Linked DNA regions of Homo sapiens: region 1 is linked to region 2. Evidence: read pairs that join two places in POLR2A ChIA-PET (ENCODE). Cell type or tissue: PC-3. All regions are shown on one strand.

What was found. ChIA-PET counts read pairs that join two places held together with the same protein. Peaks named below come from ENCODE experiments on the same cell type or tissue, not always from the same donor. Only the 100,000 strongest peaks of a DNase experiment are listed, where the experiment ranks them.
Region 1: POLR2A ChIA-PET joins it to region 2 with 5 read pairs; 2 of 35 experiments call an interaction of 5 or more read pairs at or near these places.

What each region holds. Positions count from the first base shown.
Region 1 is chr11:24,847,477-24,849,976 of GRCh38, reverse strand. The region is part of intron 5 of LUZP2 (leucine zipper protein 2); the gene reads right to left. Among named protein-coding and RNA genes, the nearest start is that of LUZP2, 350 kb to the right of the region's middle. In PC-3, no CTCF peak of the experiment used is centred here; no DNase peak of the experiment used is centred here.
Region 2 is chr11:24,754,491-24,756,990 of GRCh38, reverse strand. All of the region lies in intron 4 of LUZP2 (leucine zipper protein 2), which reads right to left. Among named protein-coding and RNA genes, the nearest start is that of LUZP2, 260 kb to the right of the region's middle. RefSeq lists an enhancer at 993-1,494. In PC-3, no CTCF peak of the experiment used is centred here; a DNase peak (open chromatin) is centred at 1,360.

The DNA.
Region 1 (2,500 bases), 93 kb before region 2:
AACAACCCCATCAAAAATTGGGTGAAGGATATAAACAGACACTTTTCAAAAGAAGACACTTATGCAGCCAACAAATGTATGAAGAAAAAGCTCAGCATCACTGGTCATTAGAGAAATGCAAATGAAAACCACAATGAGATACCATCTCATGCCAGTTAAAATGGCAGTCATTAAAATGTCAGGAAACAACAAATGCTGGAGAGGATGTGGAGAAATAGGATCGCTTTTATACTGTTGGTGGGAGTGTAAATTAGTTCAAACATTGTGGAAGACAGCATGGTGATTCCTCAAGGATCTAGAACAAGAAATACCATTTTACCCAGCAATCCCAATTATAGGTACATACCCAAAGGATGATAAATCATTCTACTATAAAGAAACATGCACACGTATGTTTATTGCAGCACTGCTCACAATAGCAGACTTGGAACCAACCCAAATGCCCATGAATGATAGACTATGAAGAAAATGTGGCACATATACACCATGGAATACTATGCAGCCATACAAACAATGAGTTCATGTCCTTTTCAGGGACATGGATTAAGCTGGAAACCATCATTCTCAGCAAACTAACACAAGAACAGAAAACCAAACACCACATGTTTTCACTCATAAATGAGAGTTGAACAATGAGGATACGTGGACACAGGGAGGGGAACATCACACACCGGGGCCTGTTGATAGGTAGAGGGCTAGGGGAGGGATAGCATTAGGAGAAATACCTAATGTATTTGACAGGTTGATGGGTGCAGCAAACCACCATGGTAGGTGTATACCTATGTAACAAAGCTGTACGTTCTGCACATATATACCAGAACTTAAAGTATAATAATAAAAAAGATATATCAAATGAGTATCCTGTCACAGAAACTAATTTTTAATAATATTTTTAAATGAAAAAATGCTGAGTAGCAAAAAAAGTGTGGTGAGAATTGGCATCATTTTCTTGTTCATGTTTGTAGAGAGATGGCTTTATACCTTCCCCACTTAGGTTGTGGGTTTTGCTGTGGGTTTGTCATATATGGCCTTAATTATTTTGAGGTATGCTCTTTCTGTGCCTAGTTTTTGAGGTATGCTCCTATGCTCCTATATTAAATGCTTTTTCTGCACTTATTGAGATGATATTATGGTTTTTGTGTTTATTTCTTATAATTGTACTTTTCTGATTTCTCCTTGTCGAGTTTTGTGGTCAATTATGCTAGTCTCATAAAAAGAATTGAAATGTTTCCGCTTTCATTCATTCCCTTTCCATTGTCAGGGCTAAAATGATGGCAAACTCTAACAGGCAACTGTAGGCTATAGGCCAAAGATGGAGCAGTAAGGCTTGATACCAAGAAGGCAGAGGACAAAGATGCAGAGGCTGTGATGGGGCAAAAATGCAGCAAAGCAAAAGAGAAACAGCATAACTAGACTAAGAAGGCAGCAGGGCCAAAGACAAGAAAGGCAGTAGGGCTCAAGGGTAAGTAGCAAACTGGCAGCTAAGAATGTATAGGGGCAACAAGGCAGGAGTGGAAGGGTGGGAGCTGAAGATAATGAGACAAGAGCAGAGGTAATGAGGTGGCTATCCTGCACAGATAACTGGTCAAACATAAGCAAATTGAGCAAACAAATAAATGTAGTGAAGATAAAGGGAGATAAAATTTTTACTGTTAAGGATGGGATCTATAAATGTGAAAAGTGAAATCACTAGAAATATCTCTAAGGAGTTGGATTAGATCTGTAGGTTTCAGTGTGAAAGCGTTATGTTTTAATATAGATAGATAAATGGATAAATAAATGGTATATAACTGTAGCAGTAATAACATATCTATCATATCATATCATATCATATCAATCATATATTAGTCCTGTTTGCTGAGAAGGTCTAGAGCTAATGACACCCAGTAGCAATGAGCACTCTGAAACCCAAGATACTCTCTCCTACTAAAATTACCGACTTCAGACTGAGTCAGATAAAAGTCAAAGTGATCTTAAATGATTCTATGTACCAGAAATTAAGGGAGTATTCTAAATACAATAGCAACAAGAACAAATAAGCCAGCTTAAATGAGTTCCCACTTACCATAACTGAGATAGCGTAAGTTTTGAAATTAATGGTGATAGTAACAAATAAAAATATTTGATTAAATATAAATCCACTAGGTAACATATAAATAAATGAGGAAGGTAAAGCCCATTTTATAATAGTGCCAACTAATCTGTAGACAAAGTGTGATTAAAACAGAAAATCAATATTTGGCAAAAATTGTGGAGGTAGCAGGATCAGACAATATTCATCAACGAATGCTAAGGTTGGTGGACTGGGATATTTGTTTCCCCCCTCCACCCCGTATTTCTCAATTACAAAGATGAATAGTAAGTTTTTAATGGAGAAGGTAGGCACATACCAATATGAACAGGCAACAATGGTAAAGACCATGAGTGTTGAGAAAAATCTACATAATGTGCCTCCAGTAAAGAGCACAGCATTATTTCTGTGTTTTTCTGCCCTAGAAGG
Region 2 (2,500 bases):
CTTTATAATAAACTAGTAAATGTAGATGTTTCCTCGAGTTCTGTAAGGCACTCCAGAAAACTAATCAAAACAAAGCAGGTGGTTATGGGAACCTCAGCTTGAAACTGGTGGGTCAGAAGTTCTATAGGCCATGACTTGAGACTGGTGTCTGAGCAGGGGAAGCAATCTTAGTGACTGAGCCTTCAACCTGTGGGATCTGACACTATCTCCAGCTAAGTAGTGTCAGAATTAAATTGGAGGAGACTCAGCTGGTGTCTGCTACTTCTTAGTAGAACAAATCCCCATACATTTGGTCACAGAAGTCTTCTGTGTTAATTGTTGTGGTATGGGAGCAGAAGAAAAACATGGTTTGACAGTTTTTCCCAAAACAATTTGTGTCAAGGGAATGAGATTTGCTAGCACTGCTTAGGCTCAGGGAAACACAGCTCGGAAAGAGAAATAATAAAAGAGCAGGGGGTGAAGAACCTTTGATTCCTGGGTGGCCACATGGTCCCCCATGGTATAGAGCTGCAGTTATGCTGCATTTGGTTACTCAAGGTAAAAGCTATCAGTGGAATTTAGATATGGATGCACAGGGAAATGCAAACTGTTGATGACAAAAGCCAAACTTCGTAAAATATTTGAAAAGATTTATTTGAAGACAATTGTGAGGACAATCGTTCTTGACACAGTCTCAGGAGATCCTGAGAACATGTGTGTAAGGTGGTTAGGTTACAGCTTGCTTTTATACATTTTAGGAAGACATGTGGAATTAATCAGTGTATCAATACATGTGAGGTACACATTGGTTCGGTCTGAAAATGTAAGATATCTCAAAGGTGGGAGAAGATGTGGCTTTCAGGTCATAGGTAATTGATTAAAACAGTTAAGCTTTGCCTACAGTTGAAGCCAGCAGAAAGAAATGCTTGGGGTTAACATAAGGGGGGTGGTGAAAGCCAAGGTTGTTATTATATAGATGAAGCCGCCACAGAAGCTGACTCTACAGAGAATAGATGGCAAACGTCTCTTATCAGGCCTTAAAATGTGCCAGGCTCGCAGTTAATGTCTTCAGGATTGGAGGGCTTGGAAGGGGAAAGATTGAGTTACATTAATAAAGACTCTTTACAGATAAAAAGAGCCATTTCAAAATATGGTAAGAAAACATATTTTGAGGTAAAATAATTTGATTTCCTTCTTTATTTGTCATGCGATGTTACACTAAAGTCAGGTTGGAATGTTGCTTCTTAATTGCTACAAAGAGTCTGTTTTGTCAGTCTTAAGATCTCAGTTTTAATGTTAATGTTAGTCAGTTGTGTCTAAAATCCAAAAGAAAGAGTGTAATGAGGCATGTCTGTCATCCCCTTCCTGAACTAGTTTTTCAGGTTTCTTTGGAATCCCGTTGGCTGAGAGGGGAGTCCATTCAATCCATCCGGAGGCTTAGAATTTCATTTTTGGTTTATGAAACTAATAAGAGAAAAGCAACATGTTCGAATCCTTGGTTATTTTTATCTATAATAGCTAAAATAGAATTTAAATAGAGTGCTGAGTCAGGCCTTTAGGGGAAACCAAGCTCAGATGTGAGTCTGTCTGAGCTCAGGCCACTAGCCTCAAAGCCACCCGCAAAGGGGAAAATTATGTCAGGAAAACAGAAAGCACTTCTAAGACCTTTGGTCACCAAAAAGGTGGTCAATGTGGGAGAAGGGCAAAAACAAGTAACTACTAAAACTTAGCAGAATGCGAAGTGCGAAGAAATTGTTCACTTTGTACATTGGTATTATCAGCTCTCTGAGGTACCTTTACTAAAATGGATAGTGAAAGTAAATAATTTGCGACTAATGTGTGTGTGTGTTTTTTTTTTCTGTTTTTTAGACAGAGTTTTGCTCTTGTCACCCAGACTGGAGTGCAATGGCATGATCTTGGCTCACTGCAACCTCCACCTCCCAGGTTCAAGTGATTCTTCTGCCTCAGTCTCCCGAGTAGCTGGGATTACAAGCCCCGCCACTATGCCCAGCTAAATTTTGTATTTTTAGTAGAGACGGGGTTTCACCATGTTGGTCGGGCTGGTCTTGAACTCCTGACCTCAGGCGATCCACCCACCTCGCCCCCGCAAAATGCTGGGATTACAGATGTGAGCCACCAAGCCCAGCCAGTGTCTTTGGTTTTAAATGATGCAGAGTAGAAGAACATGTTTGCATTGATGCAGGACCTACAGCTCACTACTGAGTAATTGCAGATGTGTATATATCATAGGAATTTATTCCTGAAGAAATGGCCAGTCTGGTGGGGTGGATAAAAGCCACTGTAAAGTTCTGAAGTGGGACTGTCAGACTCCACCTATAAATGCCAAGTGGAGCACCCCAGATGAAGCAGTTGATATGCTTCATATGCAAGCCAAATGGGATTGCTTTTATGATGTCAGGGACATTCACTGGCTAAATATGCCTGTTACTCAGGTTATGGTAAGTGCTGTGGTTAGGGGAGCCCCATTTTCATGAACACCTCATGTAACCCTGTTGATACA